2 separate regions of the Homo sapiens genome follow, and region 1 is linked to region 2. A link is an interaction called in ENCODE POLR2A ChIA-PET data of the cell type or tissue named here. Cell type or tissue: PC-9. All regions are shown on one strand. Links, peaks and the distances in the headings refer to the core of each region. The heading gives the core; the rest is flanking DNA.

Region 1 (8,318 bases), core at 259-8,258, 120 kb after region 2:
CTTTCAGATAAGGAAACAGGCTCAGAGACATCAATTAACTTGCCCAAAGTTGCACAGCTAGTAAGTGGTAAAGGCAGGATTCAAATCTAGGACCCTCTGGCTCTGATACCCGTGATCTTTCCTCTCTGTGAATAGGCACATAGAGGCCAGTGCTCTCGGCCCCATGCCCTGGTCTCATTATTGTGCCCATTGCCTGCCATTCTTCCTCATCTTCATTCACTCTCTTGACTAGGAGCCCCTTTCGTGGCTGTGAAGGGGAATATTGGTTATTTATTTATTTATTTTTGAGACAGAATCTCACTCTGTCACACAGGCTGGAGTGCAGTGGCATGATCTCAGTTCTTTGCAACCTCTGCCTCCCGGGTTCAAGCAATTCTCTGCCTCAGCCTCCTGAGTAGCTGGGATTACAAGCCCACGCCACCACGCCCGGCTAATTTTTGTATTTTCAGTAGAGAAAGGGTTTCGCCATGTTGGCCAGGCTGGTCTTGAACTCCTGACCTTGTGATTCACACACCTCGGCCTCCCAAAGTGCTGGGATTATAGGCATGAGCCACCGTGCCTGGCCAGGATATTGGATTTAAAGCTCCTTCGCTTTCCAATTCCTGGGACCCAGGTCTACATCGTCCTTGTAGGAAGATTCAAAGGCTGAAGGGTGCATTTCTACAGCCTGCCAGACAGAGCCCAGAATTCTGTTAGCTTTTGAACCTTGTACTCAGCTTATGCAAACAGGCACAAGAAGAAAAAATAGTGAACAAAGATGTTCATCACTGCGTTGCTCCAGGTCTCAGTTTCTCTATCTGTAAATGAGGGGTTGCCTTGATGATCCATAATGGTGTATAATTTTTGATCTTCTATAATTTGATGAACATTCTATAGTCATTAAAAATTGAAGGCCGGGCGCAGTGGCTCACATCTGTAATCCCAGCACTTTGGGAGGCTGAGGGCGGATCACAAGGTCAGGAGTTCCAGACTGGCCTCGCCAACATAACCCCGTCTCTACTAAAAATACAAAAAATTATCCAGGCATGGTGGTGCACACCTGTAATCCCAACTACTCGGGAGGCTGAGGCAGGAGAATCTATTTTTTTTTTTTTTTTTTTTTTGAGATGGTGTTTCACTCTTGTTGCCCAGGCTGGAGTACAATGGCATGATCTCGGCTCACTTCAACCTCTGCCCCCCCGGGTTCAAGCGATTCTCCTGCCTCAGCCTCCCAAGTAGCTGGGATTACAGGCATGTGCCACCATGCCTGGCTAATTTTGTATTTTTAGTAGAGACAGGGTTTCTCCATGTTGGTCAGGCTGGTCTCGAACTCCCAACCTCAGGTGATCTGCCCACCTTGGCCTCCCAAAGTGCTGGGATTACAGGTGTGAGCCACCACGCCTGGCCAGGAGAATCTCTTGAACCCAGAAGGCAGAGGTTGTGGTGAGCCGAGATTGCGCCATTGCACTCCAGCCTGGGCAACACAGCGAGACTCCATCTCAAAAAAAAAAAAAAAAAAATTGAAAAGATGTAGAATCCATCAATACCCAGAAAAGTCAATACCTGGAAAAAACTGCAATGAGAAAAGCTAGACGCAGGAAGCAGTCATCTGATCGCAGCCATGGGCTCTAACAAAGACAGGGGTGAACGCAATGAGGTGAAATAGCTGAGTCGGATGCCTCCTAAGTTCTTTTCTATTCTTCTGTGAGCTATTTGAGTTCATAAGGAAGATAAATCTTCCAGAAGCTGGTGGGAAGGAAGCCATGGTGAATCTACAAGGATTAGGCCTGAACCGTGGAATTCCAGGCAGGCAGGCAGGTGTGGCCAGATGAGGGCGGGGTTTTTTGCTCCCATTAGATCCGCCCTCTTCCCCCCTCCCTGTCTTCCTCCCTTTCTTCCTCTTCCTCCTTCCTTGTCTTCCTCCCTTTCTTCCTCTTCCTCCCTCCCTGTCTTCCTCCTTTTCTTCCACATGCATGATACCCTCTTCATTCTCTCCATCCTGCCCACCACTCCTGCTCCCCAAGAGGCTGTGACCGAAGTGGGGAAGAGAGGGCAGGGCAGGGCAGAGGGGGTCTCCTTACCCTGGCTCTGCAGGGAAGCTGGTGTGGCATGAGGAGGGCTTGGCAGCACTTTAAGGCCCCTTCAGCCTGCCCGTTGGCACAATTCCAAGCTCCGTGACATCTAAGGTTCTTACACCCCCAGACGCAGCAACTCCCCCCACCCCGCTCCGTCAGCGCCGCAGGAGCCGGAGTGGAGTGAGGGATCAGAGGAGCGGCACGAGGAGGGAGGCAGGTGGGAGGGCTGTGAAAGGGGAACAGGTGGGAGAGGGAAGGTGAGTCAGCCCCGAGCAGAGCTGAGCCAGCAGGAGTTTGCAGCGCAGCCAGGCCTGGGAGCCTCCCTGCAGCTGCGGGCTCTCGGCACCGCGTGGCCCCCTCCCCCAGTGCCCACACTGGCACTGCCCTTTGGCACTCCAGAAGTCCTGGCTTTGGGCTTTCACTTGCCTCTTCTGTGTGACCCTGCCACAGGTCACCTTGCATGTGACCAGAGAGACCAGGCCTCTCCCAAAAGAGCAACTACCACAAGCATATGAGCAAGCTGCAAGCTGGTGAAGGGCCTGGGGGGACCTTGGAACGCCCCATGTTGCTCTGGATGGTGGATGATGGGCCCTCTTGGGGGTAACCCCACATGTACCCCTTCCCCACCCTGCATCCGGGCCTCTCGCACATCTTAGAGGAGGGTAGACATCCCCTAAGACGTGCTCTAGGTGGAGGCTTCTGAGTCTGGGAGCACCTGAGCCTGAATCCTCTTCAGTTACTGCTCGTAGCCCAGGAAGCCGTGGCATCCTGGGGATGTGGTGGGAGGAGTGGGGAGACCTGGCGAGACCCACCCAGGGCCTGCAGGGCTGGATAGAGGGACATCTCTCATGAGCCTCCAGGGTCAGGATTGAGACCCTGGGGTACTCACCTGACAGAAGGGGACCAGGGGTCCTTCCAGAATGTGGGCAGATGCGCCACTGAATTTCCTTCTTGCTGAGCGGCCCCCACAGGCTCTTCGGTGGGGGTGGGGGCCAAAGGCCACAGGTGCACTCTGGGAAATCTGGGAGGGCACAGAGGAGGAAAGGAAGCAGCCCCTCCCCCTCATTGAGCCCCCACCTGGGAGAGGATGGAGTGAAGGAGAAGCAGGCTCCCGGGCCTCTGACTGTCCTCACTTTGTTTCCAGCCAGCCCCCTGGTTCTCTGGGCCTCTATTTATTTCCTCATCAGTAAAAGGAGGCCATAATCCTTGTCCTGGCTTCCTCTTGGAGTTTCGTAAGAGTTCAATGAACCCAAGGACGTGAAAGGTGTTATGCAAATGAGAGACATTATGAGTTATCTATTGGGAGGCTTGGATCCTGAGCTTGGCTCTGTCTCCAGGAAAGAGGCCTCAAGTTTCCTTCTGCAGCAGCGCAGCATACGGGGTGCACAGTGATCCACCCAAACGGCAGCTATGCTGCCGGGGCTGGTGAGACGTGGTCATTCACAAGGCAGCTCGCTGTGCTGCACAGCAGGTAAGCTTGCCTGCTGGTTCCCTGTTTCTAGAGGCAGCTGGCACCTTTGTGTGGAAGATCCCTGGGACCCAGAAGGGTGCCTTCTGCTTCCTTTCAGCCTGGGGCACACAGTCAGCCTGTAGAGTAGAAGTCGGGTGGGAGGAACCCTCAAACTCCAAGGCTCTGGGATAGATGACCAACTATGGCCACAGCTCCCTCCTGCTCGGCATGTCCTTGGCAATGTGACTTTGCCTCTTTCCCAAAAGGTGGAAACTAATTTCCCACCCTTTGAATCTGGGCTGGCCTCGTGACCTGGACTCTGGCCGATAGACTGCAGTGGAAATGATGTTATCCAAGTTCAAGGGGCTAGGCCTCCGGAGACCTTGCAGCTTCTACCTTTGCCCTCGTAGGTTGCTGCCCGGAGTCGCCATGAAGGAATGTGATGCAGCCTATTGGAGGAGAACCAAACCCCACCACCACCCCAGAAAGCCATACCAGCTGCCGACATGTACATGGGCTCATCGGGGGTTTTCCAGGCCCACTGATGTTCCAGCTGAGCACAGCTGCCGGGTAAGCCCAGGAGAAATCAGCTAGGAACCCCAGCCCACCCACAGGACCCTAAGAGAGGATGCGTCATTGGTCTCTGTTTTGTGCTGGCTGGTTATAGAGCATAGGCTAACCGAAGGCAGAGAAGGGAAGGGACTTACCCGAGGTCCCACAGAGAGCAGAGACCAAGCCTGTCTTGGTTAAGTCTGTGACCAGGTTTCCTGGCCCCTGTGCCCTTCCCATCAGTGTCCTGCCGCCAGCTCTACCAGCGGTGTGTGGATCTGCATGTATGTAGGGAGGTGCGGATCGGGTGGGCCCTTCCCACTTCCACCTGAGTTAGGAAGGGTTGGCTGACGTCCACACAGGGCTGTCCTGCCCATCATTGCAGGCGGGAGGGATGGTTAATCCCATTCTGCAGAGGATGAAACTGAGGCCAAGAGCTGACAGTCACACAGCTACTAGGTAACAAAGCTCTGACATCAAAGCTTTTGGTTCTTTGATGCCAACTCCAGATCCTTCTATTGACTCGCCGGAAGGAGAATGGCAGGTGGTAAAGTTCCCTCCAAGGGTCAGTCACTCAGAAAGGGCCACATACACAGGCACACACATAACACACAGGCACACACATGACACACAGGCACACACACGACACACACAGGCACAATTACATGTGTGCTTGCTCACTCTCTTTCTCTCCTTCTCACCCCTCCATCTTCAACCAGCCTACCCCTAATGGACCATGTACTTTATTAAAAATATATAGTTACGGCTGGGTGCGGTGACTCACACTTGTAATCCCAGCACTTTGGGAGGCCAAGGTGGGTGGATCACCTGAGGTCAGGAGTTCGAGACCAGCCTGGCCAACATGGTGAAACCCCATCTTTACTAAAAATACAAAACTTAGCTGAGTATGGTGGCTCATGCCTGTAATCTCAGCTACTCAGGAGGCTGAGGCAGGAGAATCGCTCGAACCTGGGAAGCGGAGGTTGCAGTGAGCCGAGATTGCTCCATTGCACTCCAGCATGGGCAACAAGAGCAAAACTCCGTCTCAAGAAAAAAAAATAATAATAAAAAATAAAAAAAAAATATATATATATATATATATATATGGTTACAAACTCTGTTGTCAATCTGGGCTGGGCCCGGGGCTGGAGGGACTGCAGGGAGGGAGGGATGGTCCCTCATCCCACCCCTCAGAGTCCCTCCTCTGCACCCAAACCCAACACCATCCAAGGGCCAAGGTGGCTGGCGTTGAGGGCCTCAAGGGGCCAGCCAGCTGGGCAGGGGAAGGCGCTAGGCTTGATGGGCTGGGTGGGGAGGGGTGCACAGAGAGGGACTGCATCTCCCTGTCCAGCAGGTAAAAACGGCAGAAAGTGAATTTGGTGTCTCCATCTGTCTCCATTTATAGATATTTACAAAAGAAAGTCATGAGCAACAGGCCACAGTCATGCAAAAGAAACGCACCCCCCCCTCCCCAAACTAACCCCCTGCCCACCCTGAAACCCCGAGATGTCCCCCGCCCAGCAGTCCAGCCACCTTCCCCAAGGTTCTGAGAGCAAAGAGGGCACGTCCTTGAAGAGTCAGTGGGGGAAGGGTGGTGGATCCGGGGACCTAGAGCCACCAGAAGTAGGCGCTGGCGGAACTCAGGCTGATCGGGGCCGAGCTCTTCCCAGGCCTGGGTGCTGGAGTCAGGAGGAAGGGGTCCCCCAGTCTTTGAAACCCCCACCTTCCTCCAGAAGGTCCACGGAGCCAGGGTTGGCTCTGTCCTGAGTGTGGGAGGGGGTGTCCTGGCATCCCACCCCCGGCAGAGGCTCTTGTGGGCAGTGGTGAGGGCCGGGCCTGGAGGTCAGATGGCAGACTCCCTGCGGTAGGAGATGTTGTCCAGCGGGAGGGAAGCCTGCATGCGCTCCAGGTCCAGGTGGCTGCCGAACTCCAGCATCCGGATGATGCCCGCCTCCTCCTTGGAACCCGCCTCCAGGCCCAGGCCTGCGGCCACCGCGGCCGCCGCAGCTGCCTCCTCCTCCATCTCCTCTTCCTCCTGGCTCATAAGGGCCAGCTCGTTCTCGTAGCAGAAGGCACTGGGAGGGGGCGGTGGGGCGGGCAGCACGGTGATCTTACTCTCCTGCAGCTCCCGGGCCGAGCAGCAGGGCGTGCCGGCCACCTCGTAGGTCTTGTGAAAACGTGAGTAGTCCACCTTGTAGTGGCTCTTCTCCTCGAAGACCACAGGCTCAAAGCGGTGGCCCCACAGGATCTCGCTGGCCAGGTAGGAGCTGCGGGCCTGGGTGGTCATGGCCGTGGCCTCCACCATGCCCTCCAGGATGACCACGATCTCAAAGTCCTCCGACTCCAGCTCCTCCTTGCCCATGCCATAAAGCGGGCTGTCCTCGTCGATCTCGTGGACAATGATGATGGGCGACACCAGGAAGATGCGGTCCAGGCCGATGTCATAGCCCACGTTGAGGTCCCGCTGGTCCAGGGGCAGGTACTCGCCCTCCTGGGTCATGTAGGGCTTGATGAGCTGGGCCCGCACGTGGGCCTCCACAATGTGGCTCTTGCGCAGGTTGCCCACGCGCCACATGAGGCAGAGCTTGCCGTCGCGCACCGAAATGACCGCGTGGTGGCTGAACAGCAACGTCTGCGCCCGCTTCTTGGGCCGCGCCATCTTGGCCATGATGGTGCCAATCATGAAGGAGTCGATGACGCAGCCCACGATGGACTGGACCACCACAGCGATGACTGCCAGCGGGCACTCCTCTGTCACGCACCGGAACCCATAGCCGATGGTCGTCTGCGTCTCCACCGAGAACAGGAAGGCACCCAGGAAGCCGTTCACGTGCATGATGCAGGGCTTGGGGGCCACCGGGGCTGCTCCGCCACCACCCGCCGCCGGGCCCCCCGCCGCAGGCACCCCTGGGCTGGCCTCCAGGTCACCGTGGAAGAAGGCGATACACCAGAAGAGGAGGCCGAAAAAGAGCCAGGAGACAAGGAAGGCCGCGGAGAAGATCATGAGCATGTAGCGCCAGCGCGTGTCCACGCAGGTGGTGAAGATGTCCGCCATGTAGCGCTGCGACTTGTTGCTCAGGTTGGCGAAGTACACGTTGCATTGGCCGTTCTTCTTGACGAAGCGGTTGCGGCGCTTCCGCCGGGGCACGTGGGCCTGGCCGTTGCGGCTGTGTCCGTGCATGTCCTGAAGCCGGCGTGGTCACCTGGGAAGACGCAGGGCCTGCGGAGGAGAAGCCGGACAGGTGAGATGCTGGGGAGCGAGGGGCTCCCTCGGGGCCACTCAGACTCAGCCCCAAGACTCTCAGAAGCAGGTGAGCCTGGACCAGGACCTAAGACTTCCTCTGCCCCGGCAGGCGGAGGGTGGCAGCAGAGGTGGCTCTGATGACAGGGTCTGAGCCAGTGCCACCCAGTCCGGCCCAGCTTAGAGACTGGGGTCCATAGACCAGGAAGCTAAAGCCACAAGGATCCAGGTCCTAGTCCCTGCCCCTCAACACTGCCCCTCCGGCCCTCCTATGCTCACTGTTCTGGAAGCTTCCTGATGCCCATCTTGGTTCCTCCCTGTCCCTCTGTCCTGCTTGCCCTGAGCATAGGGAGCCACGGAGGCGCTAAGCCCGCTTCCCTCCCTGGATTCCATCTCTGCACTTTTGGGCTTCTCGGGGGCTGGACATCCTCCTGTGCACTAGCCACTGGCCACGTGTGGCTCTTTACATTTAATTAAAACGAAATAAAATATTAACTGCAGCTCCTTCCTTGCATGAGCCACATTTCAAGTGATCAGGAGCCACATGTGGTCAACGGCCACCACACTGGACAGAGAAGACACAGGAGAGTTCTATCACTGAGAAATTTCTGGCTGGGCACAGGGGCTCATGCCTGTGATCTCAGCATTTTAGGAGGCCGAGATGCAAAGATTGTTTGTGCCAGGAGTTTGAGACCAGCCTGGGCAACAGAGTGAGACCCCATCTCTACAAAAAATAAGAAAATTAGCCAGGCATGGTGGTGCATGCCTCTGGTACCAGCTACTCAGGAGGCTAAGGCAGGAGGATCTATTGAGCCCAGGGGGTCAAGGCTGCAGTGAGCTGTGATCATGCCACTGAACTCCAACCTGGGTCACAGAGCAAGACCCCATGTCAAAAAAAAAAAAAAAAAAAAAAAGAAAGAAAAAGTTCTACTGGGACCCGCAGCCCCACCTGGGTCTGAGCTCCTTTCTTAGACTCTTCTCTCCCAGTGTTGCTTTGAGTCCTTGAGCCCAAATTCCTGCCCAG
Region 2 (8,318 bases), core at 265-8,264:
TGGTGGCAGGTGCCTGTAATCCCAGCTACTCATGAGGCTGAGGCAGGAGAATCGCGTGAACCTGGGAGGCGGATGTTGCAACGAGCTGAGATCGCACCACTGCGCTCCAGCCTGGGCGACAGAGTGAGACTCCGCCTCAAAAAATAAATAAACACCTACAATTCTATAGCCAGTGGACAAGGTCCCCTGGCCCAGGCCCATCCTCTGGCATCCTCTGGGGGCAGGAGGCAGGGCTGGTATCCTGGGCCCACAGGCATCTGGCTGGGGATGGAGGGGACGGGGACTCACCATCTGGTCGGCCAAGAGCAGCACCGTCTTGAGGCTGAATTTGCGGGAACAGAAGTTGAACAGGTCCTCGAGGCTAGGCCCCAGCAGCTCCATGACCATCACGTTGTAGTCGCCCTCAGCTCCGCACCACTTGATGGACGGGATCCCCACTGGGGGTCAAGCAGAGGGCCTCTGTCAGGGGTCAGAGGCAGGCAGCCAGCCACGCCCGGCCCACCCTGTGCTCATGGCTGCCCACCGCCACCCACCCGGCGCCCGCCGCCGCCCACCCTGCGCTCACCGCCACCCTGCATCATCTTGTAGAACTTGCTCTCGATGTGCAGCTGGGGGTGCTTTGTCTTCACACACTCCAGCTTGATGGCGACTTCCTCACCAGAGGCGATGTTGGCACCTGCCCGGGGCAGGGAGGCAAGGGACCAGGGTCACCCTCAAAGGCCAGGCAGTCCCAGGCGCCCCACTAAGCATTTCTGAGATCTGGCGTGTGCCGGGCCCGGGGCCATCTGCCCTTGAGGAGCTCTTGGGGGAGGCTGGGAAGGGGGCAAAGGAGCCCCGGCAAAGGGTTCCTGAGGGGAAAGAAGGTCAGCGCTGTGAGGGACAGAGGTGACACACAAGGGCTACCCAGGGCCACAGGTTGGGGCGACAAGAAGGCCCGATGTGAGTGGGGCAAGGGTCAGGTATGCAAAAGGCTCACAGACCACCTAAGGGAGGGGGCTGAGTCCTAGAGCAAATTCAGGCAGTGAGGTCTGTCGGGTTGAGATGGTGGCACGTGCAGAAGAGGCCCAATGGGGCTGGGCTGCCGAACACACCAGAACAAGCCAGGACCACCCTGGCCTACAGGATGAGGATGGGACAGCCGCAGCAACCCCTCAGTCAATGCTGATGCCTTCAGAGGCAGCCCTGCACATTCTAATCCAGTGTCTCATTCGATTCTCAACCCCCTTGTAGAGATGAGAAAACAGAGACCCAGCTAGAGACCCAGCTCAAGGTCACCTGACCTGTAAATGGCGGCCTTGAGATCAACCCCGGCTCTGCTGGCCTCCAGCATAGGTCAGAGGTCCTGCCTGCACCTCCCCGTCTCCCCCAGTCCACTCCTGGCTTCTCAAGGGGCTCTAAGAAAATACCCTCACACACACCAAGGCCCCGCTCTCTGCCTGGGCCCACTGCCCAACTCAAGAAGTCACAAGAAAGACCAAGCCCAAAGTGTACCTTGCCTCAGTTTCCCTGGCTGTATGGGTGGATGAGATGAAGGGCTGGGGCTAGGCTGGGCGACAGGGTGTCTCCTTCCTGGGGCCAGCAGCGAGCCCAGCAGGAGGAGTAGGACAGTGTCGCAACAGGACACAAACAGGCCAGAACAACCCCCAGGGACACAGCCTCAGGAGGAGTTCAAGACAGGAGAAAGGCAGGACCTCACATCAGAGGAAAAGATGAGACTGTTCATTAATAATGTCCCTGAACAACCGGCTGGCCACCTGAGAAAAGACACCATGGCTCACACCACAACCAGGAGAAATCTCAAGTAGAGGAAAAGTTTGTATATAAGAAATAAAGGTGTGGGTGTGAGTTGGCACAGCCCCTGTGCACCTCTTGGGTGAAGCTGAACATAAACAAACGCTCGCCCAAGCAACCCCACTCCTGAGTGTACATCCTTCAGAAACACGTGTGCACCAGGGGGACAGGACAAGGATGGACACAGGAGCAAACAGCCCAAGTGCTCAGCAGCAGAAGAACAGGAACAGTGGCGCAGTCACCAGGGAATCCCAGGCGGCAGTGAAGAGGAAAGGATGCCTGCTTCACACAATGACCCTGGTCCCAGGGGTGCACTCCTCACAGCAGCCAGAGGGTGGAAACAACAAACATCTGTCACAGATGCAAGGATGAATGGAATGCAGTGCCTCCATGCGGCGGAATATTATTCAGCAATAAAGAGGAATAAAGTACCGATACACGCTACGACACGAGTGCACCTTGAAAACATTCTACCCGAGGCCAGGCACAGTGGCTCACGCCCGTAATCCCAATACTTTGGGAGGCTGAGGCGGGTGGATCACAAGGTCAGGAGTCCGAGACCAGCCCAGCCAAGGTGGTGAAACCCTGTCTGTACCAAAAATACAAAAATTAGCCGGGCGCAGTGGCAGGCATCTGTAATCCCAGCTACTTGGGAGGCTGAGGCAGGAGAATCACTTGAACCCAGGAGGCGGAGGTTGCAGTGAGCCGAGATTGTGCCATTGCACGCTAGCCTGGGTGACGGAGTGAAACTCCAGCTCAAAAAAAAAAAAAAAAAAAAAAAAAAGAAGAGTGCAAGCACAGTTCTACTTGTTTCCATATCAAAACAGGCAACAAGACTGGACAATACAGATTTAAACACGAAAGAAAGGAAAAAGATTAAATGTCAGACGGTGGTTCCCAGGGAGGGACACCTTAGGCCATGCAGGTATTCTATACGTATTCTTTGCATCCACTCAACGTTTAATAAGAAATAACAATGAAATGTTAGAAGAAGGGAGAATTGCCTTATAGCCTTGGGGTTAGGCAAAGCTTTTATTTTTATCCCTGATTCAAAATCCTAAAGCCATTTAAAAAAAAAAAAAAAAAGCTCCTTCCTCTCCAAAAAAAAAAGAATCCCTTCTGCATGGCAAAAACACCGGAAATAAAGTCCTAAGAGACATACTCACTTGCAATTCTTATCACAGGCAAAGAGCTAATATGTAATGAGCTCCTACAAATCAGTCAGAAAAAGACTCAGCAGAAAATAGGCCAAAGGATTTGAAACACACACTTCACAGAGAAAGAAATCATTAATAGAAAAGCCTTACTCATAGGGAAAGATGCCCAACCTCCTTGTAAGAGAAATGCAAATTAATATGATCGTGAAAGACCATGTTTCACCTAGGATTGTCAAAAGTCTTACGAGATAACACACCTGTCTGTCGGCAAGACTGTGGGGGCGCTGAGCACTCCTCCCAGGTGGTGGAGGCGTCAACTGCTGAGTCGCCACTGGAGGGGGATTTGACGCTACTCAGCCCTGACCAGCAACCCCGCTTCTGGGAGTTTACCTGACATCCTAGCACGGTGCAAAACAAGGCGGGGACAAGGCTGTCGGCTGCAGGCTGTTTGGAACAGCAGAAGCTTGGAAACAACCCAAATGTCCCTCCTGAGGGGGCTGATTAAATAAAGAATAGCCCATCCATAAAACAGAATACAATGGAAAAAGAACCAGGAAGCTCTCTCTGCACACAAGTGGAAAGATCTCCAAGATACAGGAAGTGAAAAAGCAAAGCACAGAACAGTGTATATTCCACACTCTCATTTCAGTTTTCTTTAAAAAGGTGGGGAACTAAGTATCTGTGTTTGGCTCTAGCTACATAAAGAAACACTGAACAGAAACATGACTGTACAGGGCTAAGTGGGTCAGGGAGGAAGGGGTGGGGGACGCTTCACTGGATACTGTGTTATAAGTTGCAATTTCTTTCAACACCTTTATTGAGATGTAATTCAGATAACTCTCCAATTGAGTCACTCAAAGTGTGCGACTCACCGTTTTTAGTATATTCACAAGCTTGCGCAGCCATTACCACAATCAATTTTAGAACACAGGCCGGGCGCGGTGGCTCACGCCTGTAATCCCAGCACTTTGAGAGGCCGAGGCAGGCGGATCACAAGGTCAAGAGATCAAGACCATCCTGGCCAACATGGTGAAACCCCATCTCCATTAAAAGTACAAAAATTAGCTGGGCGTAGTGGCGCACGCCTGTAATCCCAGCTACTCGGCAGGCTGAGGCAGGAGAATTGCTTGAACCCAGGAGGCAGAGGTTGCAGTGAGCCGAGATTGTGCCACTGCACTCCAGCCTGGCGACAGAGCAAGACTCCATCTCAAAAAAAAAAAAAAAAAAATTAAAAATTAGAACACAGCATCTTCTTATCAGCTGATACCTTCGTATCAGCATCTGCTGTGGGTTCCGCATCTGCCGATTCAACCATGGATCAAAAATACGTGGGGGGAGAAAATAAAAAATAACAACACAACAATAAGAAATAGGTTGGGTGCAGTGATGCACAACTGTAGTACTACCACTTTGGGAGGCTGAGGAGGATTACTTGAGTCCAGCGGTTCGAGACCAGCCTAAGCAACATAGTGAGACCCTATCTCTACAAAAAATACAAATATTAGCCAGGCGTGGTAGCACGTGCCTGTGGTCCCAGCTACCTGGGAGGCTGAGGCAGGAGGACTGCTTGAACCTAGTAAGTCAAGGTTGCGGTGAGCTATGATCACACCACCACACTCCAGCCTGGGTGACAGAGCAAGACCATGTCTCAAAAATAAATAGGTAAATAATATAAAAATTAAAAATACAGTACAATAACTATTTACATAGCATTTACATTGTATTAGGTATTATAAGTGATCTAGAGATGATTTAAAGTATATGGAGAAGGCCAGGTGCCAGCATTTTGGGAGGCTGAGGCAGGCGGATCACCAGGCAAGGAGTTCCAGACCAGCCTGACCACCATGATGAAACCCCATCTCTACTAAAAATACAAAAATTAGCCAAGGTGCTCCCGTGGGAGCGCCTGTAATCCCAGCTCTCAGGAGGCTGAGGTAGGAGAATCTCTTGAACCTGGGAGGCGGAGGTTGCAGTGAGCCGAGATCACACAACTGCACTCCAGCCTGGCGACACAGCGAGACTCCGTCTCAAAACAAAAAAAAGTATACAGAGGATGCGCGTAGCTTATATACAAATACTACAGCTTTTTATATCAGGAACTTGAGAATCAGAGGATTCTGGTATCTGAGGGGGATCCTGGAACCTATTCCCCACAGGTACCGAAGGTGGAGGGCTGTATTTTCTTTTTCTTTTTGAGACAGGGTCTCAATCTGCCACCCAGGCTGGACTGTAGTGGCACTAACACAGCTCACTGCAGCCTCAACCTCTGGGGCGCAAGTGAGCCTCCCACTTCAGCCTCTCGAGTAGCTGGACTACAGGCGCAAGCCACCACACCTGGCTAATTTTTGTATTTTTTGTAGACAGGGTTTGCCATCTCTAGGCTGGTCTCCAACTCCTGGGCTCAAGTGATTCACCTGCCTCAGCCTCCCAATGTGCAGGAATTACAGGCATGAGCCACTGTGCCTGGCCCAGGAGGGCTGTATTTTCATCACCCTGAAAACACCTGTAGCCTTTAGTGGGGTAAGGTCCTATCTCCTCGCTCCATCCCCTGCCCCCCAACTAATCTACATTCTGTCTCTATGGATTTGTCTTTTCTGGACATTTCACAGAAATAGAATCAAACAGAATCATACAACGTGATTTTTTGTGACTGGCTTCTTTCACTTAACACATTTTTGTGTTTTGATTTTTGAGTATTTGGATTTTTAATAAAAGAAAAAGAAAAACAGAATGAATAACTCAATCTAGCCAGCAACAGGAATGAAAGTACTTTGCAAACTGTAAAGAGCTTTTGACACATCAATGCTCGTCACTGGGATGAGCCACACAGGTTTCCAGGGGACAGTGAGGATCCTTAGAGTCCCCTGGCCATGCTCCATTTCCCCATGAGCAGAGAGGCAGGAGAGTGCAGCGGTTGAAGTGTGAGTTTCAGAGCCAACCTACTAGAGCCCAAATCCTGACTCGGACATCCCCTGGCCAGGGGTCGTCGGACAAGGCACTTCACCCCTCTGAGCCCCAGGTACCTCATGTGTAAACCGATGACACTATCTGGCTCATTGGGATGTTCTGACAGACAAACATGCTTACAAGAGTGCCTGGCACACAGTCAATGCTCCATGATGTTCGGCTTGGTGGGAAGTGCAGCCCCTAGGCTAGAGATGAGCCGGTGTCCACCCAGTGGGAGGAGGGGAAGAGGGAATAAGCCATGCTATGAGGAAAGGAGAGCCTCCGGGAGGGCAGGCTGCAAGGGCTCCTGGCTCCCAAACAGGACTGTACTGGACAGACAAGAGAGGTCACGGCACAAGCAGAGGCCCAACAGCAGCAGGTGCAGCGGGAACCATGGGGTGGCAGAAAAAGACAGTGGAAGAGGTGGGCAGGGAAGAGATCTGAAGGGTCTTGAATGGCCGGCTAAGATCCTGGCCTTCAGCCTGAGGCACCAAGGGCCATGTTCAGGTGTGTGATCACAGGATCTCTCAACCGTGGCACTACTGACACTGGAGCTGGAGAATTCCTGGTTGTGGGGCTGCCCTGGGCACTGCACAGTCTAACAGCACCCATGACTTCTACCCACTAGATGCCAGGGCACCCCTTTCCCCCTGAATTGTAACAACCAAAAGGTCTCCAGATCTTGACATATGTCTCCTGGGGGACAAAAATCACCCTGTTGAGGCTACCTGGTGGATACGAAAGGGCTGGAGGAGGCTAGAGGGGTAGTGGAAGGCCTGGGAAGGCCACTACAGAGACCAGGCAAGAGCTGACGGTGGCCCTGCCTGGGCAGGGTGCAGAAACTGATTGACACTTTGGAGGCAGGGCCTGCAGCACTTGGTGATTCGGCAGATGTGTGCAGGGAGGAGAGGTGCTGGGGAGGTAGTGGTAGACAGGGCCCTCTTCCCCTCGAGCCCTTACTCCACTCTTCGAGTACTACTGTTTGTATTTCTTTTTTCTTTTTTTTTTGAGACAGCTTCACTTTGTCGCCTGGGCTGGAGTGCAGTGGCATGATCTCGGCTCACTGCAACTTCTGCCTCCCGGGTTCAAGCGATTCTCATGCCTCAGCCTCCCGAGTAACTGGGATTACAAGCAGACACCACCACGCCTGGCTAATTTTTGTATTATTAGTAGAGATGGGGTTTCACCATGTTGGCCGGGCTGGTCTCAAACTCCTGACCTCAAATGATCTGCCCGCCTTGGTCTCCCAAGTGCTGGGATTACAGGCGTGAGCCACTGTGCCTGGCCTACTGTTTGCATTTCTGTTTGACATGTGGAAAAACAGACACCAAAGGTCAAATGATCATATGCTACAAACTTCCCAGGGACAGGGACCCAAGCTGCTAGGCAAAGCCTCTGACCCCCGCAAGTGCTGGAAACCTGCCAGAGCTGCCTCCCCCTGCAGCAGGTCCTGCCACCAATGAGTTCCTTGGTGGCCTCTAAATTCTATCAGGAAGCCGCCAGGCTTTTCTCTGAGCTCCCTTAATTCTTACAACCGCTAAGCTGAGGTTCAGAAACGTTAGGTAACTGGCCTAAGGTCTGACAGAACTGGATGGGGCACAGCCAGAATTTGAAACTTAGTCCCCAAAGTCCCTGTGTTTTTTCTCCACTCAAACTCCAGGTGAGGCTTCCTGGCAGAGGCTGTGTCTGGGAGCCGGCTGAGCATAGATGCAGGGGTGCCCCACATGCGAAGGCCTAGAAGCTAGAACTGCCCGATTTCAGGAACAGAAGATGCCCCATGAGTCAGACACAGTGGAGGGAATGCCAGTTCCCAAAACAAACTTGGACACAGAAAAGGGCTTGGACTTGGCTGGCCCTAGAGGGGCTGGGAACTTGGCAAGTTCCAGGTGGCCACGGGCGTGGCCAGCCTCACACGGGGGCCTACTTGACACCTACACAGACACATGGACACAATCGGGGACATGGGTGGACTGGAGGACAGGGGATGAAGCCCACCGTCCCGGCAGCAGCAGCGGCGGCAACCTCAGTTCCCACCCATCAGAGGCCTGGAGTATTTCCCACACTAACTCTCACCCCTGGAACCACCTGTCAGCGAACAACACTGTTCGCCACCCCTTTCAGAGCTGAGGACCAGAGACTCTAAGAGGTCTAGAGAGTTCCCCAGGATGCAAGTCTAGCAAATGGGCCCAGATTTGGCCACCTCTGGACCCTGCATGGGCAACAGCAGTGCCTTAACAAAGCAGGCCCCACTCTCTTGGCTGACCCCTTATGATGCAGAGGGAGAAGGGGCAGAAGCCACATCCATAGTGTGCTGGCCCTCGGGTGATCCTGGAAAGCAGGGCTTGGAGGACGCATCCAGCCCCACCGGCAGAGGCCATCTGGAGTCAGGCCCTGGCAGAGCACTGGGGATAAGAATGTGGCCAG

What was found. Peaks named below come from ENCODE experiments on the same cell type or tissue, not always from the same donor. Only the 100,000 strongest peaks of a DNase experiment are listed, where the experiment ranks them.
Region 1: POLR2A ChIA-PET joins it to region 2 with 6 read pairs; 4 of 35 experiments call an interaction of 5 or more read pairs at or near these places.

What each region holds. Positions count from the first base shown.
Region 1 is chr22:38,420,899-38,429,216 of GRCh38, forward strand. KCNJ4 (potassium inwardly rectifying channel subfamily J member 4) reads right to left here. Exons shown (of 2, transcript NM_152868.3): 2 at 5,429-7,273. The coding sequence starts at 7,234. The coding sequence ends at 5,897. It overlaps LOC105373030 (a long non-coding RNA gene), which reads right to left and starts at 3,320. Exons shown (of 5, transcript XR_938254.4): 1 at 2,944-3,320; 2 at 2,061-2,280. LOC101927183 (a long non-coding RNA gene) reads left to right here and starts at 3,380. Exons shown (of 3, transcript XR_938252.3): 1 at 3,380-3,525; 2 at 3,915-4,074. In PC-9, for the core only: no CTCF peak of the experiment used is centred there; no DNase peak of the experiment used is centred there.
Region 2 is chr22:38,302,573-38,310,890 of GRCh38, forward strand. It overlaps TPTEP2-CSNK1E (TPTEP2-CSNK1E readthrough), which reads right to left. Exons shown (of 15, transcript NM_001289912.2): 7 at 566-676; 8 at 289-437. CSNK1E (casein kinase 1 epsilon) reads right to left here. Exons shown (of 11, transcript NM_152221.3): 3 at 566-676; 4 at 289-437. Among named protein-coding and RNA genes, the nearest start is that of CSNK1E, 11 kb to the right of the region's middle. RefSeq lists enhancers at 3,161-3,210, 3,311-3,560, 8,053-8,142, 8,110-8,318. In PC-9, for the core only: no CTCF peak of the experiment used is centred there; DNase peaks (open chromatin) are centred at 3,299 and 3,749; H3K4me3 peaks cover 1,045 bases; H3K27ac peaks cover 7,161 bases.